Regions from separate parts of the Homo sapiens genome. Here region 1 is linked to region 2. The links are chromatin loops, found by intact Hi-C in ENCODE. Cell type or tissue: A673. All regions are shown on one strand. Each heading gives the region's core, and the rest is flanking DNA. Links, peaks and the distances in the headings are about the cores only.

Evidence for each region. Peaks named below come from ENCODE experiments on the same cell type or tissue, not always from the same donor. Only the 100,000 strongest peaks of a DNase experiment are listed, where the experiment ranks them.
Region 1: it touches region 2 in a loop (2.3-fold over the local background); 1 of 110 quality-filtered maps calls a loop at or near these places.

What each region holds. Positions count from the first base shown.
Region 1 is chr14:41,806,528-41,823,550 of GRCh38, forward strand. The region is part of intron 2 of LRFN5 (leucine rich repeat and fibronectin type III domain containing 5); the gene reads left to right. Among named protein-coding and RNA genes, the nearest start is that of LRFN5, 210 kb to the left of the region's middle. In A673, for the core only: no CTCF peak of the experiment used is centred there; DNase peaks (open chromatin) are centred at 11,284 and 11,614; H3K27ac peaks cover 2,017 bases.
Region 2 is chr14:41,866,128-41,883,150 of GRCh38, forward strand. The region is part of intron 2 of LRFN5 (leucine rich repeat and fibronectin type III domain containing 5); the gene reads left to right. Among named protein-coding and RNA genes, the nearest start is that of LRFN5, 270 kb to the left of the region's middle. In A673, for the core only: no CTCF peak of the experiment used is centred there; DNase peaks (open chromatin) are centred at 6,994, 7,414 and 7,714; H3K4me3 peaks cover 1,529 bases; H3K27ac peaks cover 2,500 bases.

The DNA of each region.
Region 1 (17,023 bases), core at 9,778-12,277, 57 kb before region 2:
GTGATTACGTGTGATAATACTAAGTATTCTGAGTACTTCTAAATAATAAACCAGGGCCAAAGCCACATCCTTTATACTGGGAAAATGAGCCCAGATGTTGGTGATGATGAAATTGGAACACGGTATGATTGAAGTTTGGCTATGGATTAGGACTGGGGATTCATTTCAAATAAACTGAATTCTGGGGATAATCCAGCTAAGCAGATACCCTCCACACACAAACAGGAAGTACACCTGCCTGCTTACCGTACACAGACAGATCTGAAGAAGCACACTGATCTCACTGATGAAGACGTCTCATCAGCTTACTGCTGGCCTGGACAGCTCCTTTTTTATGGAGACTAAACCTTTAACAGTCAAAATTGCAGCAGCCTGGGAATCTAGAGCCTTTCTGAAGCCCTACCCCTAAACTACTAAACTAAATGGCCTAAGTCTGAACGCCTATGTGCTACTCTAGAGAAGTAACTACACTACTACCTTTTACTACTTACCTAGCACCTTCCAGAAAAGACTAACTTGCATGGCTGTTGAAGGAATTCATACCATCTAACGAGTCAAAAAATTAATATAAGAAGTAAAGAAATAAGATACATTCTGTAAGAAGGATGTGTAATGCAAACATCCAGAATAATTTGCTGGTATTTTTAGGTATAATCCAGAAGTTAAAGGATGTCTATAGACTTGATTTTCTACCTATTGAAGAAATATGAACTGGTTAGAATTGCCAGTTAGTTTAAAAGTAAAACTTTTTTTTTAGCTCAACATAATATGATCGTTTTGTATCCATTGAATAGGGGACACATTAAAGTATAGAAATCACTTGTTAAAACCTGTTAGCCAAAACTACAACTGCAGATGATATGTTATCAGAATGACAGCATCTATATTTATGTGTAATACACTTTTAATAAAGTAAACAATAGTTCTAGAATTATCTTAGCCATTTGAGGAATATGGAAAACATCTGATGAAAAGCTATTTCATACACATCTACTGAATCTATACCATGATCTAGGCACTGAAATCTGAGTAAATGAGATTTGAATGCTCTTTGCAAGAAGATCCTGAGCACTATGTGTGAAAGTTTGAAAGTTAGAAAGCACAGACCACCCTGTCTGCTGGGAGGGACAATGAGAATATTTTTGGTGTATTTTTAAATTAATGTATACTAATAGGAACAGCATGTGATGAAAAGAAAGTATAGGTAGCAGTAGATTAATAAGAATTTTCCTTGTTACATAGATTTGAATGAAGATAGAAATTACCATGAGCCCCCACCCCTTTTATTTTTAATAATTGGCCTCCTGTACTGGGTAATTTGGGAAGTTAGATATTGGAAATGTAAAAAATAATTTTGAGGCTGACGCCATCGAAGTGAATAATTTTCACGATGTTTATCTCCAGGACTCCTTGTAGTCTAGTCCTGACCCTCAGTCAAAGTAAGACCAAGATGAGCTATTTGGTGATTTAAAATGTGCTGTTTAAAGTTTGATACCTTAATATCCTACAGTGCAAATATGTAGACAAGCTAACCCCCAGGATTAGCTTGTCTACATATTTGCACTGTAGGATGTTAAGACAATGCCTGTGTCTTGAGCCTGTATAATTATATGTTATATGTTAAGAAGCATAAAGAAAGTGGAGGGAGGGAGGAAGAAGAGGAAGTAGAGGGAAGGAAGGAAGGAAGGAAGGAAGGAAGGAAGGAAGGAATTGAGGGAGGGAGGGAGAGAGGAAGGACCTATGAGATTACTTCTGGAAATAGTATACCCAATTGTGGCCAGACAAGGAAGGAAGGGAGGGAGGAAGGAAGGAAGGGAGGGATGAAGGAAGGAAGGAAGGAAGGAAGGGAAAGAAGGAAGGAAGGAAAGGAAGAAAGGAAGAAAGGAAGGAAGGAAGGAAGGAAGAATCGAGGGAGGGAGGGAGGACCTATAAGATTAGTTCTGGAAAAAGTATACCCAATTGTGGCCAGACAAGGAAGGAAGGGAGGAAGGAAGGGAGGGATGGAGGAAGGAAGGGAGGGATGAAGGAAGGAAGGAAGGAAGGAAGGAAGGAAGGAAGGAAGGAAGGAACGAAGGAAGGAAGGGACCTATGAAATTAGTTTCAGAAATAGTGTACCCAATTGTGGCCAGACCTATTAATCCTGACTAAAGCAGATGTAAAAACACTAAAACAAGATAAATCAAAATAAGTAAAACTCCTTCTAACATTTCAATAATGAATTAGATGTGTGTCATTTAACATAATTCACTATTAGGATAAGCTAAAGGTAAGATAACTTTCAGGCTTTGAGTGTCAATTGATTGCTTATTAGGTCAGGAAGAAATCCACTCCAGCTCCTAATCACGACCCTGCATTGTGCATTTGATTATAATATTGTCCCAAAGTATAGGTTTCTAGGCACTTTACTTGATCAGTTATTCATTCTAAAACACAAAGTCCTCTATTCATCTGGCACTATAAGTACCATCAGCTTTAGCAGAAATATGCCTGCTGTTGAACTTTAGTTATGTGAAGCAGGAGGACATTTCCTATCCTCAGACTGTTCTTCCTTTGTAGTACAAAGTGCCATATGGCTATAGTTATCTGGATTTTTTAGTCTAACGAAGCACAATTATTCTGTTTTAGAAAGTAGTGTTTTAAGTGGCTAATTCAACTAGGTAATGCCCATTAGTAGGAAAGTGATTAAACAAATTATGAAATAGTCATGAAGTGAATATAAAATGGAATAAAAATGAGTCTAGTGTGTTTTCATGAAAAGTGACTATAACAATTTGTTTTAAAAAGCAGTTTAAAATAACATAATTGATTATTTGTATTATATCTAAAATAGTAGTCAGGCACCTTACTAAACTCTTTTATTTTTTTTAATTCTTAATGCAACACTGAAATATTGAGAGGGTGGCAAAAAATGATACAGGTATAGCAACCCAATCATTACATTTCTCCAAGTGACAGAGCTAGGATGTGACCTGAAAAAGTCTAATTTTATAAAACTCTTCAAAATTTTAATTAAAATATATAAGTCAAGTAAGGATGTTAAGAGTGTTTATTAATTATTAACAATATTACCTCTGGATGGTAGCATTATGTTTTATATTTACCTTTGTCTAATATTTTAAATATATGTTTATGTATTTTTGTATCATATTTACATATTTTTATATTTAATATTTATTCTTTTTTAAATTATGGCAAACAAAGAAAGATATTTAAATATAAATCAACAAAGTGATAGCATATAGATTTATAGGAGATATACATACACACATTTATGATTTATTTAGTGTAAAAATACTATCTAAAAATACTGTACACTCCTGATTTGAGTCCTTTCCAGATAAGAGGTAATGAATACAAGAGGAATGAAAGGTAAGTATGTCAGACAATTACTGACAATCTGTTTATTTAGCATCTAAGGGAAGCCAAGTTTACCAAAACTATGACCAGAAAGTGTGGATAGCAGAATAAGTCACTTCAAATCTATACTAATGTGAAACTCAGCTTTCAAATAATATGAAATTTCTCTTTAATAATAAAAATTAACATTATAATTAGTGTTTTTAAAGCTGTGAATTCACTGAGTTGATTGAGATTTATGACATAATTGTAGACCAATACACAGATTAACAGACATTCTATTGTAGTTTACTTCAGTGACTTTTATTACTCTAGAGAATTTAGAAAACCAAACCTAAGAAGTTCATCTCCACCAGTTTTTGCCTGAAGAGCTATAGGTAACAATACATTACTGCCTCATTGAGATCCACAAATTTTGTTAATTTTCCTGGCCTCCCAGGAAGACCATAGCTACTTGTGAGGCTGGATGCTTGTTAAGACACCAAAGAGGTGCCAGTTTTTTGGTCAGAGCTTTGTAGGCATTAGTTTCATGTCTGTTCTAAAAGCCTTGCTAGTAATTTTGGGCTTATCATCCATAGTAAAATCAGAATTACCCTCAATATGACAGCCAAGGTATTGTTGACTGTCTCATTTTCCTATCAGATCCAGATAAAATAGGAGAATAGTTTTTCATTGACTTACGCAATATTTACATGGCCATTAAAAAGAAAGATACAGGTTAAAATTATTTTCCTAAATTCTGAGGTAGAGTGAAAATGAAATACTATTTTAAAGGTTGTATTTTACTTTCCAAATGCATTATATTTATCATTAAGTTGTATTATGAAGAAAGTAAGAATATTTCATCCCATTCTCATCAGAAAATAAAAACAAAATTAAGATATCAATAACACACCCAAACAACCTGCCAACCTTAATGCTGTCTTTTCTGTACTGTCTTTCTTAGTTGAAAACACTCTTTCTAGTATGCAGCTATTAGAAAAGCCTTCAGGCAAGCACAAGGAAAAGCAGAAACTACATGTTGATGACAAGACTTGATGGTTGTGGTTTTTTTATGAAAATAAAAATGATATCTGAATAAAGGACAATAAAGCCATCTATTAGTTTAAAATACAGAATTATTTCACAAGGATTTTATTGGTGTTTTTCCTGAGGATGAGCATAATATGGACAGTAAGGGCTTAATAATAAAAAGATAAATTTCTCAATTTTAAAAGGTGCAAATAATCTGAACAGACATTTCTCCAAAGAAGGTATAAAAATAGTCAATAAGCATATGAAATGGCATTCAAAATTATTAGCCATTAGAGACATGCAGATTATAACTACAATAAAATAGCATTTCTCATCCTCTAAGATGACTACAATAAAAAAGACAGACAATAACAAGTGTTAGTGAGCATGTCGAGAAATTAGGATTCTCATATATTGCTGATGGGAGTGTAAAATATTGAAGCTACTTTGGATAACAGTTGGTAGTTTCCCAAACTCTTAAATATATGACTAGATATGACCCAGCAATCCTTGCCTTGGGTATACATACTCAAGAGAGGTGAAAACATATATCCACATAAATACTTGTACACAACTGTTTATAGCAGCATAATTCATAATAGCCCAAAAATGGAAACAACCCAGGGAACTATCAACTGATAAATCCATAAATAAACATGGTATATACACAGTGAACTATTGTTTATTAATAAAAAGGAATAAAGTAATGATATGTACTACAAAGTGCATGAATCTTCATCACACTAATGAAAGGAGCCAGTCAGAGAGACTCCATATTATAAGATTCCATTGGTATGAAATGTCCAGAATAGAAAAATCTACAGAGAAAGAAGAACTAGTGCTTACTTAGGACTTGGGTCAGGTGGGAAGGCTTGGGAGAAGTAGGGAGTGAGTGCTGATGGACTGGGGGTTTCATTTTTGGCGTGATGAAAATGTTCAACAATCGATTGTGGTGGTTATTGTACAACTACATTAACACACTAGAACCCTTTGAATTATATACTTTAAAAGGGTACATTGTATGGTTATTGATTTATATTTCAATAAATCTATTTAAAATAATTACAGAAATAAATATGGAGTATAAGATAATTCAAAGTAATTCTTTATAGCATAACATCTTTTAAAAAGTCAGCACAAAGCGTGAAAAGTTATTCTGGTGAATATGGAATATCTACTATCTAGGACATTACACAGAAGGTAACCTTATTATAAACTAATTAAATACTCTGAACCAATTTTTCATTTAACAGAAATTAAACTGAGTTATTACCTTACACAAATCCATATGTACTTGTATATATTCCAAAATGATATCAGAGAAATAATACATAGATTGTTTTAAAACAAAATGATCAAAACAGGTCTTCATTTTTTACAGAATTTGGATTTATTATATATTAAAATGATTTTTAACTAGGAATTTCTATGAGTTTTTTTTAAAGACTAGCATCTTAATAATATTATAATTTTAGCTCCCTTATTTCCTGGGAATTGTGATAAACTAATCAGAACAGAGCTCCTTTGTTTTAAGACATTCATTTTTAATTTCTTAGTACCTTCTGGGGGTACTGATTCCTTAGTACCTTCTTAGTATACTTGGGCAACGATGGACAAAGATTATTCTCAATTATATATACAAAGGCACACAGAAAACTTGCAGTTTTATTTTTGTAACTTCAGCCACATGTCAGAAGTAGAAATAAATATATATATATAAATTATTGAGTCAACATTCAAAAAGATCTGTTTGAAAGAGATTGTAATTAAAATTTTGTATTTTTCTTTGCTTGAACAAAATGATTTTAATACAATAAAATTTGTTAAATAAAATTGATGATGAAAAATAAAATTGATGATGAAACAATGTTTTAAATGATTGCCTTCTGAGCAATATTTTATTTAGTATAGACCAAAATTATTTCAGGAGAGAACAAGGCAGTGTAAGTAATGATGGAAAGTTTCATGAAGAAACTTAGATTGTGCTAGATCCAGGAATGGGGTGGTGATTTGAAGAAGTCATCACGTTCCAGACTAGAGAAAAGACACACACAGGTAGCTTTCAACTGAGGAAAATAAGTAAAAGATGCTAACTGCATAGAAAATATAGGTTGAAAGTGATGAGAAATAGATAGGAAAGTTGTTTCCCACCCTTTGAAGTGGCTGTATTCCTAATACTGATTATGCAGAGATAATTTGAAGATGACTGTGAATACTAAACTACATTTGTTAATAGTCCACTCAAATCTGTTTTCAACTAACTACAGAGAACAATTACATTAACAATTTCATCCCTTTGATTTTTCTTTTTATTACAGTTTAAGTTCTGGGATGCATGTGCAGAGGGTACAGGCTTGTCACATAGGTATACATGTGCCATGATGATATGCTACACCCATCAACCCACCATCTACATTAGGTATTTCTCCTAATGGTATCCTTCCCCTTTCCCCCAACCCCCTGTGGCCCTGGTGTGTGATGTTCCCCTCCCTGTGCCCATATGTTCTCATTGTTCAACTCCCACTTATGAGTGAGAACAAATGGTGTTTAGTTTTCTGTTCCTGTGTTAGTTTGCTGAGAACAATGGTTTCCAGCTTCATCCATGTCCCTACAAAGGACATGAACTCACTCTTTTTTATGGCTGCATAGTATTCCATGGTGTATATGTGCCACATTTTCTTATCCATCTATCATTGATGGACATTTAAGTTGGTTCCAAGTCCTTGCTATTGTGAATAGTGCCACAATAAACATATGTGTGCGTGTGTCTTTACAGTAGAATGATTTATAAAACCTTGGCTATATACCCAGTAATGGGATGGCTGGGTCAAATGATATTTCTAGTTCTAGATCCTTGAGGAATCGCTACACTGTCTTCCACAATGGTTGAACTAATTTACATCCCCACCAACAGTGTAAAAGCATTCCTATTTCTCCACAACCTCTCCAGCGTCTGTTGCTTCCTGACTTTTTAATCTAATTGTGGTTTTGATTTGCATTTCTCTAATGACCAGTGATGATGAGCTTTTTTTCATATATTTGCTGGCCACATAAATGTCTTCTTCTGAAAAGTGTCTGTTCATATCCTTTGCCCGCTTTTTGATGGGGCTGTTTGTTTTTTTCTTGTAAATGTGTTTAAGTTCCTTGAGATTCTGCATATTAGCCCTTTGTCAGATGGACAGATTGCAAAATTTTTCTTCCATTCTGTAGATTGCCTGTTCACTCTGATGATAGTTTCTTTTGCTGTGCAGAAGCTCTTCAGTTCTTTAGATCCCATTTGTCAATTTTGGCTTTTGTTGCAATTGCTTTTGGTATTTTAGTCATGAATTCTTTGCTTATGCCTATGTCCTGAATGGTATTGGATTTAGAAAGCCAATGTTTAGAGCAACTTTTCTAATCCTTTCTTATTATGACCTTATTATTCTGGTCTTAAAGGGGCTACACTTCACTATAAAAGGTCTTTTTTACTGGCAATCAATAAATACTAATTGAACAATAGGTTTAATTAAGGTTTAATTAGGAAGGCAGGTGCTTTGATTCCTGTGTACCCTATTTACAAAGATTTACTGGTAGTACCCAGTTTTCTCCTTAATTTCTTGACATAGAGAGTTTGAATTTATTTCTTAAATCATATTCTGTAGAAAGAAGCATCAATTTATTTTATTAATAAACTGTTGGCCTTATTTCTTGAGTATTAGTTCTGGCCTGGCCTTGTTAGGTTAAGAGAATCTTTGTCTTCTTGGGCCTGTCTTGACAATTCGTGCTTCTAATTACTGCTCCCCCCACTTTGTATTTTGTCACAACTAACCTACAGAAATGCCATATTCAGTCAACATCAAAACATGTCTTTTTCATTGTTGGGTATATGTTAGACAAATGGACAAATTGGACGGCATCTTTAGTGTTGGGTGGTGGGTGGTGAATCTAATAGTTGGGACACTTACTGTGAAACACTTCTGAGACGGAATAACATTTAAGCTTTGGTATGAAGAAAGAGAAAGAGTATTGCTGGTTAAGAGAGGGCAGAAGAGCATTTTAGATTAGAAGAACAGCATGGAAAAACATCCATCGAAAAAAGCATGGATGGCACTTGAAGAACTAAAAAAAAGTCTATTCCAATAATAACAAAGTAGTCTACAGATGTCCATTATATCCAGTTGATTAATAGTGTTGTTGAGTTCAACTAGGTCCTTACTGATTTTCTGCCTTCTGGATCTGTTTATTTCTGATAAACAGGTGTTGAAGTCTCCAACTATAATAATGAATTAATATATTTCTTCTTGCCATCCTATCAGTTTTTGTTTCTGCAAAACAGATGCTCTGTTTTCAGGTACATGCATGTTAATAATTGTTATATTTTTCATGGAGAATTTGCCCTTTATTATTGTGTAATGCCCCTCTTTATATGTAATTAATATCCTTGGTCTGAAGTTTACTCTTTGAAATCAATATAGCTACTCTTGCTTTCTTTGGATTAGTACTAACATGATGTATGGATCTCCACTTATTTACTTTTAATCTTCACCTGGTTTTGTATTTAAAGTGGGTTTCTTGTCTAGATGCGGTGGCTCACTGGAATCTATAATCACAGTGCTTTGGGAAGTTGAGGCAGGAAGATCACTTGAAATAAGGAGTTTGAGAGCGGTTGGGCAACATAGGGAGACCTCATCTCTACTAAAAATAAAAATACTTAGCCAGGTGTGGCGGTGCATGCCTGTGGCCCCAGCTACTCTGGAGGCTGAGGTGGGAGGATCCCTTGAATGCAAGAGATCAAAGCTGCACTCCAGCCTGAGTGCCACTGAGTGCCACTGCACTCCAGCCTGGGTGACAGAGTGAGACCTTGTCTCATAAATAAAAATAAATATAAATAAATAAATAAATAAATAAAATGAAGTGGATGTCTTGTAGACAACACGTAATTGGATCTTGTTTCTTGATCCACTTTGTTAATTTCTGTTTTCTAATGGTTACATGTAGATCATTGATGTCCAGTGTGAGTATTGTTATAGTTGGATTAATATCTATCATATTTGTTAGTGTTTTCTATTTGTTGCCCTTATTATACTCTTTTAATTTCATTTTTTAGAGTTTTCTCTAGAGTGTGCGATATACTTTTACAACTACTCCAAGATGTTGTAGTGTTTCACAGAACACTGTACCAACTTCACAAGTAGTGTGAGTTTTATATTTCTATTTTATACCCCCTTCTCTTTTCCCTTCCTCCGTCTCCCCCATGTTCCTATTCTTCCTCCCCTCCCTTCCCTCTATTTTCTCTCCCTTGTGAGTTTTTTATAATGACAAAATAATTCTAATTCTTCTCTCCTGTTCCTTACATCATTGCTGTCATTCATTTCACACACATATATATATGCATAGATTATTGAACAGATTTTTGCTATTATTATTTTTAAAAGTTATCTGTTAGATCAATTAAGAACAAGAAAAATTAAAATTTTTATTTTATCTTCTGTTTTATTTCCTTCTTTATGGAGAGGTGCATTTCTGGCCTTTATTATTTTCTTTCTCTCTAAAGAATTTATTTTTAACATTTCTTTTATGGAAAGTCTACTGGCAACAAATTTCCTCAATGTTTGTTTGTCTGAGGGAGTCCTTATTTCTGCTTCATTTTTGAAGGATAATTTCATAGAGTACAGTATTCTATGTTTTTTTCTTTCTCTGTCAACACTATACATATTTCTCTTTAATTTCTTCTTGCTTGCATGTTTTCTGAGAAGCTAAATGTAATTTCTTATCTTTCCTCTTCTAGAGGTAAGATGTTTTTTATCCTCTGGTATTTTCCAAACTTTGTCTCTTTATTCTGTAGCTTGAAAATGATACACCTAAGTATGGTGTTTTTGACATATGTACTGCTTGGTTTTTTCTGAGCTTCCTGGATCTGTGATTTGGTGTCTAAACATAATTTGGGAAAAATCTCAGTGATTGTGGTTTCAAATATTTACTATCTTTCTTTCTCTTTTTTATTCTTTTTCTAGAATTCCTGTGACACACATGTTATACCATTTGTAATTATTTCTCAGTTTGGGGTTGTTTTGTTCTTTTTAAAAGTATTATTTTTGTCTAAGCTTTTTAATGTGGGAAGTTTTTTTTTTTTTTTTTTGAGATAGCCTCAAGCTCAGATTCTTTCCTCCGCTGTGTCCAGTCTATGGGTAAGCCCATGAAGGTAATTCTTTATTTCTGTTACAATGTTTTGAATCTCTAGCATTTATGTTTGTTTCTTTATTAAAATTTTTATATCTCTGCTTACATTGTCTCTGTTCTTGCATGTTGCCTGTCCATTAGAGCTCTGAGCATCTTAATCATAGTTGTTTTAATTTCCCAGCCTGAGAATTCCAACATACCTGACAATTGAGTCGCATTCTGCTGCTTGCTCTGTCTCTTCATAGGTATTTTTTTTTCTTCCCTTTTAGTTAGCTTTGTACTTTGTACTTGATAACTGGACATGATGTGCTAGGTAAATAGAAATGCTATGAATAGACTGTTAGTGACATGGTGGCAATGGATAGGAGTGGAGAAGCCTTCTATAATCCTAGGAGTAGAACTGTATTTTACGAGCTTGTACCTCTGAACTGAGAGCTTCTCACATGCTTCTTAGTTCACTTCTGCCACTCTATAAGACAGGATGACTAGAGGGGTCCACAGTTGGGTATTTCTCTTCCTCCAGGTCACTTAGACTCTGATGAAACTTAGAGGTTAGGATTTGGCTAAATTCCTTCTTCTGAGAGAAGACCTTATTAGAAGAGCCAGATGCTCTGACACATTTCAAAATGTTTATTTTCATCTTTCTCCTGCTGGAAGCACCAAGAGTTTTCTCTAGTGTTTACTATGAGAACCTAGATAAACTCCGGGGGGTAAAATACAAAAGGGTAAGGGCCCCTGATGACTAGGTTCCTTTGGAGTTTTTAACTCTCAAACTTCATGCTGAGCCTCCAGCAATTTATCAGTCATAACTGAGGTTTTCCTATATAGATAGTGGTTCCTTCTGAGGTTTGTGGGCTTGGTTTCTGCTCTAGCAAGCTGTGATTCTCTGCATCCCATCATGAAACCAGAAATTCAATGACATTTTGATTCTAAATCCTTTTCTATGACTTAATGTATTTTAATGTATTTCCTCTATGTATTTTGGAATATTCACATATACTTTATTTTATTTCCTTTAATTCTGGAAATGTTAAATTATTACTTATATACTTATTTTCTATTTCAAAAAATCATGCTAACTGCATGTTAATTATCTGGGTCTTAGCCTTTTCCTTTTTTATTCTTCCCTTCCTGTTTAGCATTCATTGCCATTTCATTCTATTTCCTGGATAAATACTTAACTGTATCTTCAACTCTTCTTTTAATTTCATCTATTGTAATTCATGGTACTATTTTTTCCAGTTTGCTTTTTATATATATTTCAATTTTTGATTTGTGAATCAATTTAAACAGGGAACAAAATTCTTAATTACCTTGGCTTTTAATGGGGGACTAAAATATCTCACTGTTTTATATAGAGACCATTAACCAAACTTTATTTATGTTTAATAACTAAATATATCATTTACATATATATATCATATACATATGATATACACACACACAAACACACACACACACATACACATCCCATTTACATTCCTTCCCTTCAAGTGATATATGCCATCACATTTCCAATATTTCTTAAGTAGTATGTGGGCTAATTGGCTATATTCTTGTGATCTTTCAAGTTTGTTGTGGCTACTTCTCTTGTTTCAATTGTAACTAATGTGTTGGAATAGCTACTGTTATCTCTCCAAATATTTTTGTCTTTTTGTGTTGATTCTTTGTTTCATCTCTTTACCATAATTTAAAAAATAGATTTGTGGGCACACTGCAGTTTTGTTACATGGATATATTGCAAAGTGGTGAAGTCTGGTCTTTTAGTGTATCTATCACCTGAATAGTGTACATTGTACTCAGTAGATAATTTCTCATCCCTCATGCCCCTCCTAAACCTCCTATATTTTTAAGTGTACAGTATCTATTATTCCACTCTGTATGTCCATGAGCACACATTATTTAGCTCCAACTTTTAAGTGAGAATATGTGGTACTTGGCTGTGTTTTTGAGTTATTTTACTTAAGATAATAGCCTCCAGTTCTGTCCATATTGCTGCAAAAGGCAAGGTTTTATTCTTTTGTATATCCATATAGTATTCCATAGTATAAATGCATCACATTTTAATCGAATTATCCATTGGTGGACACTTAGTTTGACTTTGCTATAGTAAATAGTGCTGTGATAAACATACCAGTGCAGGTGTCACTTTTATATGATTATTGATTTTCCCTTGGGTAGATATCCAGTAGTGGGATTGTTGGATCAAATGGTAGTTCCATTTTTAGCTGTTTGAGAAATCTTTGTATTCTTTTCCTTAGAGGTTATACTAAATTGTATAACCAATAATGTATAAGTGTTCCCTTTACATTCATATTAACATCTATTGATTTTGATTTTTTAATAACCATTCTGATTCACGAAAGATGTTATCTCATTGTGGTTTTAATTTGCATTTCTCCGATGACTAGTGTATTAGTTCATTCTTGCATTGCTATAAAGAAATACCTGAGACTGGATAATTTTTATAGAAAATAGGTTTAATTGGTCACAGTTCTGCAGACTGTCCAGGAAGCATGGCATCATCTTCTGGGGAGGTCTCAGGGAGCTTTTACTCATGGCAGAAGGCAAAGTGAGAGCAGGCATCTCATGGCCAGAGCAGGAGAAAGAGAGAGAGAGAGGTGAGATTCCACACACTTTTAAACAACCAGATCTCATGAGAACTCATTATGGTCACTAGAGTGCCAAGAACGATGGTGTTAAACCAGGAGAGATAGCCTTCATGATCCAATCACCTTCCACCAGGCCCCTCCTCCAAGATTAGGAATTACAATTCTACATGAGGTTTGGGTGGAGACACATATCTGAAACATATCAACTACTGATGTTGAGCCTTTTTTCATATGTTCACTGACCACCTGTATGTTATTGAAAAATGTCCACTTTTTGATAGGGTTATTTGTTTTTTTTTTTATTTTTCATGCTGATTTCTTTGGCATTCTTTTAGATGCTGGAAATTAGTCCTTTGTTGAATGCATAGTTTCCAAATATGTTCTCCCATTCTGTAGGTTGTCTGATACTGTTGATTGTGTGTTTTGCTATGCAGAAGATTTTTAGTTTAACTAAGACCCATTTGTCTATTTTTGTTTTTGTTGCATTTGCTTTTGAGGTCTTAGTCATAAATTATTTTCGTAGGCCAAATCCCAGAGTTTTTTTTCTAGGTTTTCTTCTAGAATTTTTATAGTTTCAGGTCTTATATTTAAATATTTAATCTATCTTGAATTAAATTTTAAATATGGTGAGAGATATGGATCCAGTTTTATTCTTCTGCATGTGGCTATCCTATTATTCTAGCACCATTTATCAAATAGATTCCCATTTCCATGGTGTATTTGTATTGACTTTATTGATAACCAGTTAGTTGTAGATATTGGCTTCATTTCTGAGTTCCTTATTCTGTTCTATTGATCCATGTGTCTATTTTTATACCAGTACCATACTGTTTTGGTTACTGTAGTCTATAGTATAATTTGAAGTTAGGTAACATCATGCCCCCAGCTTTGCTCTTTTTGCTTAGAATTGCTTTGGCTATTTAGGCTCTTTTTTATTTCCTTGTGAATTTTAGTTTTCTGTTTGTTTGTTTTTAATTCTGTGAGCATTCATATTGGTCATTTCAGAGTAATTTCATTGGATCTGTAGATTGCTTTGGTTAGCATATTCATCTTAACAATACTGATTCTTCCATTCCATGATCATGGAATGCTTTTTGACTTGTTTGTATCATCTACAATTTCCTTCAAGCATTTTATAGTTTTAATTGTACAGATCTTCACCTCCTGGGTTAAATATATCCTGAGATATTTTATTTTTTGTAGCTATTATAAATGGAGCAGAGTTATTGATTTAGTTCTCAGTTTGATTGTCATTGGTGTATAGACATGCTACTGAATTTTGTATGTTGCTTTGCATTATAGAACTTAATTAAGTCAATTTTCAAATGTCAAAGTCTTTGAGAAGAATCTTCAGGGTTTTCAAGGTATACAATTATATCATGAATAAATAGAGACAAATTGAGTTCCTCCTTTCCAATTTGGATATTTTTAATTTTTTTCTTGCCTGATTGTTCTTGCTAGGTTTTCCAGTACAATGTATAATAGAAGTATGAAAGTGGGCATCTTTGTCTTATTCCAGTTCTTAGAGGGAAAGCTTTCAACTTTTCCCTGTTCAGTATGATATTGGCTGTGGTTTGTTAGACATGGCTCTTATTATTCTGAAGTATGTTTCTTCCATTCCTAGTTTGTTGAAAGTTTTTTAAATTTTATTTAATTTTATTATTTTTTTAATCAGGAAGGAGTGCTAAATCTAACTGAATACTTTCTTTGCATCTATTGAAATGATTATATGATGCTTGTTTTTAATTATGTTTATGGGTTGAATCACATTTATTGATTTGCATATATTGAATTATCCTGCAATAAAACCTACTTGATTATAATATAATAACTTTTTGATGTGCTGTTGGATTTGGTTTTCTAGTATTCTGTTCAGAATTTTTGTGCCTGTGTTCATCAGGGATACCAGCCTGTAGTATTTTATTTTTGTTGTGTCATTGCCTGGCTTTAATATCAAGATGATATGAGCTTTGTAGAATGGGGTATGGAGGATTTCCTCTTTTTTGATTTTTTTGAAACAGTTTCAGTAGGATTTGTACCAGTTGGTTGTACATCTATAGAAATTGGCTGTGAATCCATCTGTTCCTGGGCGTGGGGTGGGGGAGGGATTTTTTTTTTTAATTGGGGTGGGGGGAGATTTGTTTTTTAATTACTGTTTCCATCTTACTACTCATTATTTGTCTACTCAAGTTTTCTATTTCTTTCTGGTTCAGTCCTGGGAGGTTGGATGTTTCCAGGAATTTATCAAATTCCTCTAGGTTTTCTTGTTTGTGCATGTAGAAATGCTCATAGCAGTCTCTGATGATCTTTTTTGTTTCTGTTGTATAAGTTGTAATGTCTTGTTTTTCAACTTTGATTGTGCTTATTTGAATCTTCTCCCTTTTTTTCTTGGTTAATCTAGCAAGCATCCTAGCAAATTTGTTTATCTTTTTAAGTAACATACTTATCATTTTGTTGATTATTTGTATTTTTCATCTCAATTTTATTGAATTTTTCTCTGTTCTTTGTTATATCTTTTCTTCCGCAAATTTTGGGCTTGTTATGTTCTTATTTTTCTATTTCCTTGAGGTGTAATGTGAACTTGTTGTCTTGTGATCTTTTCTATCCTTTCAATGTAGGCATTTATTACTATAAACTCTTAGCACTGTTTTTGCCATACCCCAAAGGTTTTGGTTGTGTTTCTATTTTCATTTGTTTCAGTTTTTAAAATTTTCTTCTTAATTTTGTCATTGACCCAAAGATCATTCAAGAGCAGGTTGTTTAATTTCTAAGTGTTTTTGTAGTTTTGATTGTTTCTCTTGGTATTGATTTCTAAGTATTATTCCACTGTGGTTGAAGAAGATAGTTGATATGATTTTTATTTTGTAAAATGTGTTGATACTTGTTTTTGGCTGAATATATGGTCTATTTTGGAAAATGTTCTATATGCTGATGAGAAAAATGTATATTCTGTTGTTGGGAACAATGTTCTGTAAATGTCTGTTAGGTTCATTTGGTCTAGCATCCAATTTAAGTACTCTGTTTCCTTGTTAGTTTTTTGCCTTGACGGTCTCTCTAGTGCATCAGTGGGGTGTTGAAGTCCACCACTATTATTGTGTTGCTCTCCATATATTTTATTAGGTCTAGTAACATTTCTTTATGAATCCAGGTGCTCTGGTATTGGTTGCATATATATTTAGGGTTGTTTTTTTTTTTTTTTGCTGCATTGATCTCTTTCTCATTATATAATTATCTTCTGTGTCTTGTTTTAATGTTGTTGATTTAAAGTCTGTTTTGTCTATTATCAGTGTAGCTACTCCTGCTCACTTTTGGTTCCCATATGTATGATATATTTTTTTCCACCCGAGTCTATAAGTGTCATTACTAGTTATGCGGGCTTCTTGTAAGCAGCATATGGTTGAATCTTTTTTAAAAAAAAATCCATTCTGCTCATCTATAGTGTAGGATTTAGCCCATTTGTGATCAAGGTTAATATTTATATGTGACTTATTGTTTCTGTCATAATGTTAAGTGTTACCTAGTTGTTTTGTACTGTATACGTGTATGTGCTATATAAGACCTGTGAGTTTTCTACTTTCATTTTTTTTTATGACAGTGACTATTAACCTTCCGTTTCCATGTTTAGACGTCCTTTGATCATTTATTGTAGGGCTGATCTAGCGGTGATGAATTCCCTTAGCATTCGCTTGTTTGGAAGACTATTTATCCTCCATTTATGAAGCTTAGTTTAGAAGGATACAAAATTCTTGGCTTATCTATATCTATATCTATATTTGATTTTAAAGGACTGAAAATAGGATCCTAATTTCTTCAGATTTGTAAGGTTTCTGCAGAGAAGTGCACTGTTAGTCTTTTGGGATTTATTTTATAGGTAATTACAT
Region 2 (17,023 bases), core at 6,682-9,181:
AGGCCACAACAATTTACACCTCTGTTTTTATCTAGAAGTTTTATGGGGTTAGATATTACATTTGGATCCATTAGTTAAGTTTGGTAAAGGAAGTGGGTTCATTCTCCATCATTCATTTTTCTTTCTTCCTGGGAATTCTGACAATTATAGATTGTGTTAACAGGGTTTCTTACACTAAAAAAGAGATCAGAGAGAAAACACCTTTAAAGAATTTTCTCATCTTCTGTAGGCTCAGGGCAGTTACAGCTGAGGAGCAAGTCTAGGTTACCATTAAAAGAGCTGCAGATACACTGCCACTATTAAATCCTCTACTCTTGGGTCTCTTAGCATGAGATAAAATCACTGGCAGAGAAGAAGTTTCACCCCGAGTTATGGTATATCCGAACCAAGGAGGCCAAGGATCTCCAAAATGTGCAAATAAACTATGTAAACTCCCTCGAACCTGGTCTTATTGCTTAGTTGCCTTTCCTTCAACTCACCCTGATAACCCCGTGCCATTTTATATTATTATATAAGAAAGGAGAAAAGCCTTCTATGTTTTTGTTTGGTTTTTATCTTTATATCACTTATGTAGAACAGCCAAACAGGCAAGCTCCTTTATAGAGAAAAATCACAGAATTTAAAATCATCACATAATTAACAAGTTGCATTTAAGAGACAAATCAAATATACCTGATTTTAACACACATATGACTTAATCTCTAAACAATAACATAGACACATATCAGTGTTGTCTCCCACAAGTAATTTTGATTAGTGAATCCAGAATATGACCTAGATTATATTATTAGCTACATAATATTGGATCATATTATTATATGGACCACATGCTCTTATTTATGTAGTTGTCAATGTAATTTATCTTACATAGTGAGATACACAGTCTACAAATCACGAAGAACTGTCTTCCAAAACTACACTGAAAAGGTTATTGACATAACCTTTAATTATATACATTACTTTAAGACCAGCCTCCTTAAATCCATAAGGCAGTACAAGTATGGTATGAGAATATTTTCAATGAAGGTGATAAAACATACTGGATAGGAATATAGACTTTAGATTTAAATATGTATATTTGGAATGGAAGCTGTGATTTTTAATAGTTCTTTGACTCTTGATGATTTACTTAGACTCTTGGAACCTATATTTTAAAGGTATTATAATACCTACATAAGAGTGTCATGTTAAATGTTAGTTGGTGTATTATACATATGCACACATCTGTGTGTGTGTGTGGAGGGTTATGTGTGTGCATGGGTGCACATGGTGAAAATCCTAATGCCCTGGTTTTAATCCAAATCTCTGGCTTATGAAAAGAGATTTATGTTTTACATAAAGCAAATCTCTATATTTCAACTTACTTCCACCTGATTTTTAATTCTTTCCACTCATTTTTCCAGACTGCCAATTAAGTTTTGTTTTGGTTAGGATGGGTGGCATGTATTAAATGTGAATTTACACTGGTGTTGATGCTTCATGTGTACATCATCCCAGCTGATTCTCAGTTCACAGCAGATCTCCATATTACATTCTCCTTATGTATTTTATCTCCATCAGATCTCTGCCATTTTGTTCAGTGAAGAATTGGCTGAAAAAATCTCCTCATTCAGACTTTTTATTTTTTGTCACTTCTCACCTTTTTTCACTTCCTTGCTCACCTTTTCTCACTTCCTTGCTGGCTTCCCTCATATCCTCCCTCTTTGTCTTATGCTAACTGGGAATATTTTTTTCATTTCTTCTTTGTCTCTGTTTGCCATAATTGCAAAAAGAACTTTTGTAGGGGAGAGATCTTCCAGGAAATCAGATAGAAAGTGTAGGACAGATCTCCTGACTCCTAGAAAGCATTAATGTTTTCACTTTATATTTATAAATATATTTCACTTATATTCACCATGGAGTTGCTATCCATATGTATGTTTTTGTTTTTGTACTTTTTTCTCCAGGCCACAATTTTTTAATCACATTCCTCTGTGACAGAGAAAATCAAACAAAAAGCAGCAGCAAACTAGTTGGGATGCAATACAGTAAAAAAGTTTTCTCCAAGACATAGCCCTTCAAAAGCTCATAAAAATTAACTTTTCTTTACTTTTTTTGTATTTTATTTAGATTTTGACTACCTATTGAATAGCAGATGACAAGGTTCTAAATATTTGGCTAGTGGAAAGAATGAACAATGGAATATGTAAAGGAACTAGAACTTTAGGACAAAAAGTTACCGTATTGAGTAGTATTTTAATTATCATGCTCCTTCAAGCTTAGCACCAACACAAAGAAACCAATTGAATGCACGGTGGTAGCCAGACTATTTCTAGTTCTAATTTTATTAGTGATAATAGTGTTGGTAGTCATTTACTTATCTAAAAAATCCTGAATAAGTGCTTAAAAATTGGCCTCTCCAGAGGGCACATAAATATGAGTCCCTGTTCTCCAACTATCCACCACCTACTGATGCATGGTATGAATGGAATGTAGGCCATGAAATGTCTTTAGAAGACATCTCTTTGCTCCCTGACTCCTTCCACTGCGTTAGCAGTATCTAATTTGCCAAAATGAGAAGCATTTGAATAGAGGCCATTACTAGTCTTAGGACACATTGAATACTTTTCAATATTTTAAGCCATTTAAAACATTTTTGTGAAATGCATTATTCATACCGAAAAGTGCATAAAACATACATGTGTAGTACAATGAGTAATTATAAAATGACTGCCATGCAGCCTGCTTTTCGGTGTAGAAATTGAACATGCCAGTACCTTCAAATCCTATATGTCCCATGGAAACTACATTCCCTCCAATCACTGGCAAATAAACATAGTGCACACGTTTACGCTAATCACTTAATTTGCATTTAGTTATGATTCCATCACCATTTAAATATGTCCTTGGTTTTGAAATTTATATATAAATAAAATCCAGAGTATTCACTCATTTGTGTCTTTATTTTGTCAACATTATGCTTACAAGCAACATGTTACTGCTGGAGTGGTAGTTATTCATTTCCATTGCTTTGTAGTATTTTCTTGTTCTCTCCAATTTATATTTCTGTTCTACTCTGAGTGGGCAACTTGGTTGTTTCCAGTTTGACATTATCACAAATGACACTGCTGAAAGGAAAACACTTTTTGCATGTCTCCTGAGCACCTGTACAACACCACAGGTCTGTTAGGAAGTCCCTATTTTCATCATCAGAAAAAGCTCTCAGAACAAAATTGTCTTTAAGAAGTAAGTTTACCTCTATGGCATCTTACGTTTCCTAAATGTCAGTCTGCTATTCCTCATTGTGTTAACTTTATGCAGCTTTTTTTTTTTTAAAAAAAGGTTTTTATTAGTATTTCATTCAGCTTAAAGAGGTATCCAAATTATCTAGCCTGGCGTTGTTGAAATAAAAATTATATCGAGTACTATTTTAGTTTTAGTTTTTTACATAGTTGTATTAGTCTGTTTTCATGCTGCTGATAAAGATGTACCCAAGACTGGATAATTTATAAAGAAAAAGAGGTTTAATGGACTCACTGTCCCACATGGCTGGGGAGGCCTCACAATCATGTTGGAAGGCTAAAGGCACATCTTACATGGTGGCAGACAAGAGAGAGCTTGTGCAGGGAAACTCCCCCTTATAAAACCATCAGATCTTGTGAGACGTGTTCACTATCATGAGAACAGCAAGAGAAAGACCCATCCCCATGATTCAGTTATCTCACACTGGGTCCCTCGCATGACACATGGGAATTGTGGGAGCTACAATTCAACATGAGATTTGGGTGGGGACACAGCCAAACCATATCAATAATTGTGACCATGGTGCACATTTTACTTTTAGCTCAATTTTTAATCTAAATATTTTTTATTAGTTTACTATGGCTGTGAAATGAATAAAGACTGAGGGCTTAAAACAGTACACATGTATTATCTCCAGTTGTCATGGAGTAGGAATCTAAACACATCTTAGCTGGGTCTTCTGTTCAAGGCTATGATAAATGTATTGGCCTGGTTGAGTTTTCATTTGGAGGCTTAACTAGGGAAGAACTCACTTCCAAGCTCCTTCAGGTTGTTGGTAAAATTCATTTTCTCACTGCTGTAGAATTATGACAGTTTGATTTTTCAAAGCCAGCAATTAAGAGAGGGAAGCTGCTGTTTGGAGTCTCTAACTTCAGGAAAAATACCTTCCTTCAAACGATTTGCCCAATATGACATCCCTCAAAATAACTGTATTAATCTGTTTTCCTGCTGCTAATAAAGATATACTCCAGATTGGGTAATTTAAAAGGAAAGAGGTTTAATTGACTCACAGTTCCACACGGCTAGGGAGGCCTCATAATCACGGCAGAAAGTAAATGAGGAGCAAAGTCATGTCTTACATGGCAGCAGGCAAGAAAGCATGTGCAGGGGAACTCCCCTTTATAAAACCATCAGGTTTCTTGAGACTTATTCACTATCATGAAAACAGCACTGGGAAAATCCACCCCCAATGGGTCTATCCCACAACACATGGCAATTATTACAATTCAAGGTAATATTTGAGTGGGTGCACAGAGCCAAACCATATCAATAACTCTCTTTTTATTAACTCAAAGTCAAATAATTGGGAGTTGTACATACAATACAAACTGCCTTTTTTTACTGACATTTAATATTGATTAGAAGTTTTAGCTTTTAACTACACTCAATGGAATAAGATTACACAAAAGTGTATACACCAGGGAGTAGCAATAACAGGGACATTTTAGAATTATGCCAACATACATTGTAGCACATGTTTTATTATTATTTTTAACTCTCAAAAATTTTTTATGACTGTCTTATATTACAACCGACCAGGTATATTATAATTCATCTAAATACTAGATTATCAGTACATATTAGGTTGCATATGTCAGTTTTTAAGGTTTGAAAAATTCCAATCATATCTGATAAATATTTAGGCCTTGATATTCTCAGCTAGAAATAAGTGCTTTTAAAAACTAGAAAAAAATGAGAAATGGGGTCTTATTTAAAAATCATCCAATTCTATTTTTAAAATCCTAGGGACAAAAGTAGATACTAGATTTATCTCATTAAAAAAAATGCTTGCATCAATAGCTTTGCCAATTGAAAAATTAAAAATAATCATCAAATCAAAAGTAATTATTATTTTGTGTAATAACAAATAACAGTAAAAACATACTCCCAGATTTAGGCCAGGCACAGTGGCTCATGCCTATAAGCCCAGCAACTTGGGAGGCCAAGGCAGGTAGATTACCTGAGGTCAGGAGTTCAAGACCAGACTGGTCAACATGGCGAAACCCCATCTCTACTAAAAAATTCAAAAATTAGTTGGGCATGGTGGTGGGCACCTGTAATCCCAGCTATTTGGGAGTCTGAGTCAGGATAATTTCTTGAACCCGGGAGGCGGAGGTTGTAGTGAGCTGAGATTTCACCATTGCACTCCATCCTAGGCAACAAGAGCAAAAATCTGTTAAAAAAAAAAAAATCCCAAATTTATACAATAGGATGCTGTCAAGAAATTTCAAATAGCACATACTTATTGTTTGCAAAGCAGCCGTATCTATCCATTATATCCTCCAAGGTTTTCTACTCACAGTATCCTGTTTATTTCAACATCTCTCCCACCCTGATTTAAACCAGAAAGTTACCTTCAAAAATAGATTACCCTAATTAATTTATTATCTCTTATCACAGTCCAACTTTTTTTACTAATTCTAATTAATATTACTCTACCTGCTCTTTTACCCAAGCTAAAGTTGAGGACATTAGCCAACACTTGTACTTACTCCACATATTTAACCAATAACCATGTTGGTAAGCTTTTTTTAATTATTATTTTACATTCTTATAGTTAGGGAATGTGGGCTCAATGGCTTTTTTAAAATAAGAATTTCTTTAGCTGGTTTGAAATAATAATCTCTCCTATCTAAGTTACTATCAAGAAATGCTTCAGAGACTGAATGAACAGTGCCTACCTGCTGATAGATGACAGATGTAGGCTAAATGTGTTTATTCACTTTAATCATCATATAATATTTGTTTTTAGTAATTTTTGTTACAGCTTACAGCTATACCTGTCAAAAACTTCTCAATTAGTAGATAACTTTTATGGCTATGACTAATCACTAATGTGGATGATTTACTATTGAAAGAACCCAAGTTACTTTTAACTTTTTGAAAAATTTACAGAAAAGAGCTACACACAAAAAGTATCTAAAGTATCTATAGACATATAGACTTGAATGCATGCTATGTTTTTTTCTAATCATTTTAGCATATTCATATTTGATGCTTTAATGATTTAAAATCACACTGTAACCAATTGAAATTAGTTTGGCTATAAATAACAGACTTTTCAAAATAGTAGTAGTTTAAACATGTTAGAGAGCAATCCAGGGCTGGAAGAGTAAATTCAAGGCAATTAGGAATGAGTCCTTATCATCCTTGCTCATGACTCTCATCTTCAAGATTACCTTAATGTCCCAGTTTGGTGCTAGGGTTCCACACATTATATTCGAACTGTAATTTGAAAGAAGGCAAACAGCACAGGATAAGTGGTAGATCCCATCTCAGTTATCTCCGTGTAAGCAGCCTGCTGTGAAGTTCTCAACATTTTCGCTTAATATCATTGGAAGGCACAATTTACAAAACAAACATTCTGGGCAATGCAATGGGTAAAAATTAGGTTCTTCTTCTAAAGAAGGGACAAGTGGATATTAGAAACGCAACTAGTACTTTCTCATAAACACATAACATGGGCACATATGTGTGCACACAGATATGCGTATAGATTTGCATACACAAAAGTATATATGATAGTTTATTCTGTTTTTTCACTAAACTTTTGTCTAAATTCCACTTCTTTATGAGTCATAAACATTTCAATGGCTTGATTTAAAATTCACTGAGTTGATGTAGCATTGTTCACCCTAAAATTGGTAATAGGCTGTTTCCACTTTGTTATTGTTCTTGCTTACTACACTGTTGCAGTAATGACGGCTGCTGCAGCTGCTGCTTATGGAGAATCTGTCCTGGGCCAAGAATTTTGTTAAACAGTTTGTATTTACAATGAGTGAATAAAACTGCATCTTGATCCTATTTTCAGGCATAGTGCAGGATTTGAAGGAAACACAAACTCAAATCACAGAAACACAATTAATGCAGAGCTTTTTTAAATTTTTCTTTAGGGGTAGAAGAGCAGAGTGCACTTCCCAAAATACAATAAAATGTACTAAATATTCTTAATGCTCCGTTTTCCTAAGACAGAAGAGAGAGAAAGAGAGAGGAGAAAGAGAGAGAGAGACAGAGAGAGAGAGAGAGAGAGAGAGAGAGAAGGAGAGAGACATTGCGTTCAGTGATATAAAATCTTCCATATGGTGTTAGTTTGTCAAAATATTTCTGTAGGAGTACTGCCGGAACTTTCCACCCACACACATTCTTGGTATTTATACCCTCAGTAAATTCATTTTTTGTCCTTCTGTATGTGGGTATGCCTTTCTTCTCCCATTTTTCATGTTCACAGAGACTCAGCTATTCAATTTGATTTTCTGATAGAGATAACTAGGCTACCTCAATGCCCACAATAATATGAAGAGAAATTATTTCCTGAAGAATTTTCCATATTTCTAGATGCCTGAATTCTGTCATAGAGCATCTCCATACTGATGATCATTCTTTCTGCATTGCTTTACTACTGTGTTTCTTTAATTGCTATGGCAACAGCACAACAGAGCCAATATAACCACAGGGACTACAGTTACAAGAAATGTTAAATACCCTAGGGAAACTGAAATACAGTGGATAGTTTGATATCTCTGTGGCTCAGAGATTCACCTTTCAGAATTTCAAGGAAAAACTGGATAAAGTAATAAATCATTTATTAGATTTGAAACACCAGTTAATAGCATTCAAATTTGTATTATAACCTTTTTTATGTCCTTTCAAGTTGTCATAAATCAACGTGAATTCCAGGAAAGAGGCTGCTATATTGGAAGAAACAGGGGTCATCTACTGTGCTGAGGTAGCAGCATGATGATTTCATTGCATTTCACATTTGTGGCAATGTTCAATGTGTGAGTCTTTCCTAATTCCTGTGACCATTGAAGCCTAATTATCCTGCAATGAGATGCAGTAGAAAGAGAACTGGGGCATTAAATTCAGGTTGGAATCTTAGATACCTAATAATGTTTTCTGGCCTTCACTGAGATTCAGATTCCTCATTAATCAATGATGTAGAACTCAAGATCTTTTTACTCTGATGCTTTCCAAAAGGCACAGATATGTTGAGGCAAACATCTTCAGGTTTGACATTGATAGGGAGCAACAGGGCAATATCACAGCAACAATATACTCTGTAACTGAAAGGTAACAACTCTGCTTATTTATCTGAAGCCACATGCCTACCCACATTTTATATAGAATATTGTTCTTTGCTATACTTTCTTGGGTCCTTTCTCCTCTTCCTCATAATGCACTTTAATTTATCAAGTAGAGGAATTTGGCTATCCTTGTTTTATTGTACCTACAAAAGCAATGCCCTGGGGAATGTACCTTTCACAAACAAAGTGGATAATCAAATTATTTATCTAAATGAATATATTAGTCAATTCTCACACTCCTAATAAAGACATACCCAAGATTGGGTAATTTATAAAGAAAAGAGGTTTAATTGACTCACAGTTTAGCGGGGCTGGAAAGGCCTCAGGGAACTTACAATCATTGTGAAAAGAGAAGCAAACATGTCCTTCTTCACATGGTGGCAGCAAGAAGTGCTGAGCAAAAGGAGAAAAAGCCCCTTATAAAATCAGCAGATCTCATGAGAACTCACTCACTGTCACAAGAATAGCATGAGGGTAACCACCCCTATGATTCAGTTACCCCCCCACCAACTGGGTCCCTCCCATGACACATAGGGATTGTAGGAACTACAAATTGAGATGAGATTTGGGTGGGGAGAAAGTCAAACAATATCAACAAATAGCCATCTACTCCCCAGATTAATTGTACTTATCTCCTGGAGGTACTACTGTTTTAATTAATTGAAGTTTTATATATGAATTATCTCCCTCTTTTCTACCCACATCACTCCCCTTTCCCAGATATTTCCCACTTACTTCTGCACATGCATAGGAAATGCTCATGAACAACAAAAATTCATTTTAGGGAACCATTGCCACCTGCGCCAGCTGACTCAACTCCAAACTCCTGCTGTTCCAGCACTGTAGGGAATCTTCACAGCCTCTTAGCACTAGCCTTTTCTAGGCTGCTTTTTCTCCCCAAACAATTTTCTGCAAGAAAGAACACATTTACCTTCACAGTTCCTAGTAGTATTTACTGGTAGGATCCATGGGTTCCCAATATCACATAGAGTCTCTGTAGGGAGATTTCTGAGTAGGCAAGATAGGTGACAACTCAAGCTATACCAATTAAAGAATACTGAGATTTCTTTACATACAGAAATCACTCTCTCTTGTATGAGGTGGAATTTATACACTTAAAAGAAAACTTAGCATTCTGCATTAAAATATTTGGGTGACTTCAGTCATGTTTTCACTTACCAAAGAAAAATGAATGACTATAGTTAAGTGTGTCATTTTGGTTGCCTTCCAAGTTGTTCTGATGTCTTTACTGTGTGAAAGAAAATAGAGTCTTTAGGATCCCAAACTCACAATGCCAAAGGGAAAGTTAAGGTTGGAAACTGAGTCATGTAATACTGTCTTCCTTCTGTTCCCCAAAAGAGAGTTGTTATTTCACAACACTGTGTCCTGACTTCTTACATAAATCAGGTTCCCACTATAGGCCACGTATTTAACCAGCTGGCCTCCCTCACAAATTGCTCATGAGGAAATTCCCTGTAAGCTCCTAAATCTTTCAGGATACATATATAACCTGAAAGATACATATGTATACATGTAAGGGAGATATCCCCCTCTGTAACCTAGCACTAAATCCAAGTTCTGTTTAATCTCACCCCGACTATGTCAATTACTAGCTTATCTTCACAGGTGCAGGACAAGAGCAGACCAGAAATCATTTCTCCACCTACCCAGAGAAGAATGCGTAATATAATTGTTCTCTATTCTATTTGTTCATGTTTCCTATATTTTATGTAAAATGTAGATACACTGAGCACCAGAGGAATGCGTAATTGTCTTTTTCTTTCTTTTTTTTTTTTTTTTTTTTTGAGACGGAGTGTCGCTCTGTCGCCCAGGCTGGAGTGCAGTGGTGCCATCTCAGCTCACTGCAAGCTCCGCCTCCCGGGTTCACGCCCTTCTCCTGCCTCAGCCTCCCGAGTAGCTGGGACTACAGGTGCCCACCACCATGCCTGGCTTTTTTTTTTTTTTTTCTTTTTCTTGTATTTTTAGTAGAGATGGGGTTTCTCCGTGTTAGCCAGGATGGTCTCAATCTCCTGACCTCGTGATCCACCCGCCTTGGCCTCCCAAAGTGTTGGGATTACAGGCGTGAGCCACTGTGCCCAGCCAGTTGTCTTTTTCTTTTACTCCCTTTCACCTGTAAAATATAGGTTTACTGAGCACTAATCAGAGTCTCACAAGAATGTGACCATTTGCCTTACTACCTACCTGCCCTCTCTTTCATCCTTCCTGCTTGCTCTTTCTCCTTTAAATACTGAAGTTTCCAAAACCCTCTTGGGAAAAGTGTACAATACAGATGCTCCTATGCCTTGTGTTTTTACCCGCAGCATCCTCAAACTTTGGCTAAATAAACCTCTATCAATTGAGACACTTGTTGAAATCACTTTTTGGTTAACAGCCACAATAATCTGCTAGCACCTTTAAAATGTAATTTAATTGTAAAGAGAGACAAAGAAAATAAACGAGTAAATGACATGATGAATGTAAAGTATCATTGTTTACAATGTGAGAATTAAAAATCCTTTATATGAAAGTGCTACATAATCAGAAAAACACAATATAAATAATATTTACCACTAGCAATCTAACATACTAGGAAGAACATGGCTTTGGGAAATAGATGTCTCTCTCTCTCTTAAAACTGCCTTTTGTTTACTTTCTATACGACTGTGAGAATATCGCTTACATTTCCTAAATTCAGTTTTATCATATACAATGAGAATAAATTAACTATATGCAGTTGTGCAATATAGTTGCACAAGCTCAGCAGCTGCAGGCGCCTGAGTACCTGGGATTACGGGTGCAGAATACTATGCCCTGCTAATAAATTTTCAAAATGACATAAAACATCTTTTTATGCAGGCTTCACCTCAGTTTTAGAAAGCAATGAGTATCTGGAATATTGCATATCTACAAGTTAGAGAAGGCACAAGTTAGAGAAGGCATGATCATGACAAATTTTGTTTCCTCATCTATAAAATAAAGAAATTACTACTTATTTTGTGTTTACCTATCTTCAATAAATGATAATTATTATTTTTAAAATTATTTGTTTTGTGTAAGTAATTGGTGTCTTATCTGTAGCTAATTTATGTAAATAATGTTTATGTAAATTTATTTCATGGTAAAAATACATGTGTGTGTGTATATATATACACACGCACATGTTGAGAACAAAAATTACAGGATACTATATTAAGAACTCAGAAACCCATTAGGACTATGCAAATTTAAATATCAAAGTATAATAAGTCAACATTTTCATAGTTGGCCATCTATTTTGTTTATATACCCGTTTTACACAGATCCTAACTCTCTAAGTTTGGTAGATTCCTGCAATGCACTTTGTGTATGTTGCAGTTGCTAAACACATCTTCCCGAAAATATTAATGAAAGGATAAATAAATTGATGCATGGGTGAATTTTAAGAATTTATTACATTCAATGTACTTAGCCATATTACTAGTGACTGTTATAATCAAATCCCAAAATGTAATTGTTCCAGGTTATATATATATCATATTTTGAGGCCTGAATTTTAGAGGCTCAATAATAATATTATTAGTATGTATTTTAACGGAGAATGCAGTTAAAATGTTAGCATTTATAGTCTCTCTAGAAAAAAAGTTAGACAGAAAACCTAAAATATTTGAAATAAAACTATTAAAGGCATTTCAGTTTCTAAGCTATATTATAAAATATCCTTCACAATACTGTAGCCGTTTAACACATCCTGCAAAAACTCATCAATATCAACAGACATTAACATTTGTCCCCAGACATTAGTTGAGACAAAGGGGCAGTAATTGAATTAATAGCATTCTACTGAATGATGGCAAAGTAGCTATGGAGGAGCCCAATAGCTTTCCTTTAACTCAACATATAAATTGCTACCATATTGGTTTCTGCAGAGAATAGGCTTTAGTCTCAGTTGGTTGTAAAAATCTAAATTTGCTTTTATATTCCATCCTGGTTCCCAAATAAGTACTGATACTCTTGAGCATATGTTATGTAATAGCCGTGACAGAAAGATGGATGTAGTAATGGAAAATCATTTTTCAGTTTGTGTGTAATAGACTCTTCTTTGAACAGAATTTGCTTCAAATAACATATAATAAAGAGATACGTAAATATTATCTAAATGCATCACTATTTGCCGAGTTACAGTTCCACTCAAATATTTAACAAAAACCTGTCTGTGTTGCTTACATTTAACTATTTGGAGAAATAGACAGATCGTGCTTGAAATGGCTTTACTTAACTAGATTAAAAACATAGATAGTATGTTTTATATTTATGAATTTTTAAATTATTAATTCCAGAAAAGCATGAAAGCCATTCTGACTTTCCATTTACATTGATTTTTTAAAAGTGGTTATGTGTTAATATAATAAATATGTCAAGGATCAGTTTGTGAACTTGTAGGAAATGAAAACTATGCTTCTTTACATGAGATCTTACCTCGTATTTTTAAATAAACTTTGAAATCTTCATCTTGTCCAAATAACTTGGGAAAAATCATTAATCACAATTTATATGATTTTTTTTTCATTACTTAGAGGTCTCACACAGAAAATAGACTTTAGGGAGTAGTCCAGATTTTATTGTACACTTACTCTTACTTTCTAAATTACCGTATCTGTATATATGTTGCCTGATGATAAAAAGTAAATCAAGCTATGAAATAGGAAATATAATTTAAGTTGCAATAGGGTCACCTCTTTGAACATATATGACAAAGTTAAGAAGATTTATGTTCCTAAAATATGATTAAGTTTTGATTAACTACAGATAAAGTGCCCTTTTATATATTATTCTTCCTTTGGAGCAAATATTTAGAAACATAATGAAAAATCACTATTTCCTTTTTTAAAAAAAATTAATCACCTACTCACAATTACTAAAAAGTGGCAAGAATAGCATGAAGAATTTCCGTATACCCTTTACCCGGATTCCCAAATACTCACAAATACCACATTTTCTTTCCTCATCTTCTCCTTGTCTTCCTTCTTTCTATTTTTCTCTCTTTCTATATATGTGTATTTATATTGTTATATATAAAATTATATATTACATGTTTAAATTGTATACATAACTGATATGCTATATATTTATATTATGATAGATATGTGGACATATAGATCTCCACCTTGATCTGGAATTACTTTTATGAGAGGATTTTGATTTTGAATTCAGTTTCCTTAACAAATGTGATATTGTTTATATTTTCTATGTATCTTCTTGTCTATACATTTTCTTCTATTAGTAGTTTGGTAATTTGCATTTTTCAATGAATTTGTCCATTTCATCTAAGTTATTGTGTATATGTATTGGCATGACAGGGGATTTTGTATTTTTTTATTCTTCTCATTGGCAATTTTTGGTTTCTCTCATTTTTTCTTAATTATCTTGCAGGGATCAATTTTTCCTTTTTTTTTTTTTTTTTTTTTTTTTTAACAGAGTCTCACTCTGTTGCCCAGGCTGGAGTGCAGTGGCAAGATCTAATGTCGGCTCACTGCAAGCTCTGCCTCCTGGGTTCGCGTCAGTCTCCTGCCTCAGCATCCCCAGTAGCTGGGACTACAGGCACCCACCATCACGCCGGGATAATTTTTTGTATTTTTAGTAGAGATGGGGTTTCACCGTATTAGCCAGGATGGTCTCGATCTCCTGACCTCGTGATCTGCCCGCCTTGGCCTCCCAAAGTGCTGGGATTACAGGTGTGAGCCACCGCGCCCGGCCCTCAATCTTTTCTAAAAAACAGCTTTTGACTTTATGTATTATTTCTATTTTTTGATCTGATTTCTATTTTATAAATTTCTGCTCATTTTAATAGTCTCATTTCTTCTATTTACTCTCTTTTGTATTTATTTTCTAGCTTCTTAGGTATCAAGCTTAGATAACTGATTTTAAACCATGTTTTCTTTCTAATAATATATTTAGTCTGAATCACCATAACAATTCAAATACACTATTTTTTATACCATAAATTGTTATACTTTAATTTCAATTAAATTAATTTCATTTAATTAATTACTTTAATTTTAATTTCATTTCAATTTAATAGTCTTGCTAAAGTTCCATGAGAATCTGGAAAGAATGTGTATTCTCTATTTATTGAAGTTGCATTTTATAATTATAAATTAGGTCAGGTTGGTTGATAGTGCTGTGTAAATCTTTTATAGCTACTGCTCTCTCTTTTTTGTCAGCTTATTATATCAATTAATAGTGAAAGAGAAGAGTTCGTATCTCCAATTGTAACTGTGGATTTAAAAAAAATTCCCTTTTTCCTATCGTGTCATTTCATGTGTTTTGAAGATCTTCTGCTGAGTCCATGTGCATTCAGTGTTTTCGTGGTTTCTTGATGAATTGATCCTTTTTCTCTATAAAATGCCCATATTTATCTCTCATATACTGTTTGCCTTTTTCTAATTTATAGCCACATCAACTTTTTATGTTCAGTGTTTTAATGACATATCTTTTTCAGCCTTTTACTTTTAGTTGTTCATATCTTTATTTTCAACGTGTATTTTTCTAAATGCTTCATGGATGGCCTGGTTATTTTAGGCAGGATAAAAACCTTTGCCTTTAACTCTTACATCCCATTCGTGTTTGAAGTTTTTGCTGTAGTTTAGGATTAAGTCTACTACCTTGGCAGTGATTTTCTATTTTCCCAGTGGGTTCATTATTTCTCTTTTCCTTCTATACTGGTGAACTGCTGTTGTTATATCTTGCACAGAATATCTGAGATAAATTTTTCTTAGATTTTGCCTAGCTGTGAATACCTTTTTATGCATTTTGAAGAATACTTTTATTAGATATAAAATTCTAGAGTATAGGATTTTTTCTTTTCTTTATAAATTTTAAATATATTATTTCATTTTCTTTTGACCTTAATTATGATGAGAATTCAGTTGTAAATTATAGTTATTCTCCATATATGCAATATCTTTTTCTCTGCCTCTTTTAATAAATCTTTATCTTTATATTTAGTTTTCAGCCATTTGTTCTTTTGTGTCTAGGTGTTTATCTGCTGCATTGGTCTTTTTATATTATCAATATCATCAACTCTGGAATCTTTTCAGATATTTTTACTTCTACTATTTATTCTGCCCCATTCTCCCTTTCTTTCTGAGAGGGATTAAAATTATGATAATATTAATCATTCAAATACTTTTCCCTCAGATCTAATACTTTTTGTTCTGTTCTTTCAGGCTTTTAAAATCTGAATTTAGTTTTTTTCTATTGATTTGTCTTCAATTACATTTATACTTTCTTCTGCTGTGCCCAATCTTCTGTTACAAAGATATTGTTATATTTTAGATCATATACATTTAAAAATTGTTTTTCACATCTCTGCTAAAATTACCCATCAAATCATGCATGATGTCCATCTTTTCCTGCAGATACGTTAGAATTTTTATTATAGTAATTTTATGCTCCCTGTGGTAATTGTAATATCTGGGGTGTCTCTGGATCTGCTTCTATTAATCACTTCCTTTTTAATGTTCATCACTTTTTCTTGCTTCTTCAAGTTTTTATGTGAATTCTTACATGTTTGGGAATTTCCTATTTAGTAAGACCTGAGATCTGTGCCCTGTGGTGGTTTTGGAGCTCTATTTCTATTTTACAGATGAATCTTTTGATTTCCAAATTTCTGGAGGTCTCACCACCCTGCTTTACAGCTCTGGGGCCAGATTTGTTGGTGGCCTAGGAGAATTTATTGATCTCAAATCTCACCCCTAGCATTTTTTTTTCTTTTGGCTGCACCTACCCCACAGTCTACGAAGGTGGAAATATCCTCTAGGAAGCTCTAGGAAGGATTTTTCAGCTGCCAAATGTCACCCTACGCATTTTGTGGTTAAAATCACAGGTATCTGTATGGAAATGAAGGGGACTGAGCTCTCCCTCCCCTCTGTCAGTCCTGATAACTGAAATCCCTGAGGGACTGTATTTTTCTTCTAGTTCCTCTGCATCTTTCCCATTCTTTCCAAGCTGAAAAGCAAGGTTGCCTGAAGTATTTCTTTCAATTTTCCTTTCCTTCCTCAATTTTTTTCTCGTCTGAAAATAAGGTGTATCTGAGAGAAGTGATCTCTACCCTCTTTCTATTCCCATATTTTTAAGATAATATTCCTGTTACTCAATGAAGGTATGAGAATGACATAGGTGTTAATATTTTCTCACTGCTGCTATTGGGGCTCTTGTGGATTCTATTTTGTTATGTTGAACCACAAATGCATTCTTAGAAGTTTGGTAAAATATAGGCAGGATTCGTTTTATCCCAAGTTATGTCAGATAGATACGATGTCCTAGTTTCTTTTTTGTTGGTGGGGGAAGTAGAGCAACAGCTATGTATTTCCTCTTTTTTTTTTTTTTTTTTTTGAGATGGATTCTCGTTCTGTCACCCAGGCTGGAGTGTAATGGCGCGATCTCTGCTTACTGCAATCTCCACCTCCCGGGTTTACGCCATTCTCCTGCCTCAGCCTCCCCAGTAACTGGGACTACAGTTGCACGCCACCACAGCCGGCTAATTTTTGTATTTTTAGTAGAGACGGGGTTTCACCGTATTGGCCAGGATGGTCTCGAACTCCTGACCACGTAATCTGTCCCCCCGACCCTGGCTTCCCAAAGTGCTGGGATTACAGGCTTGAGTCACCACCCCCCGC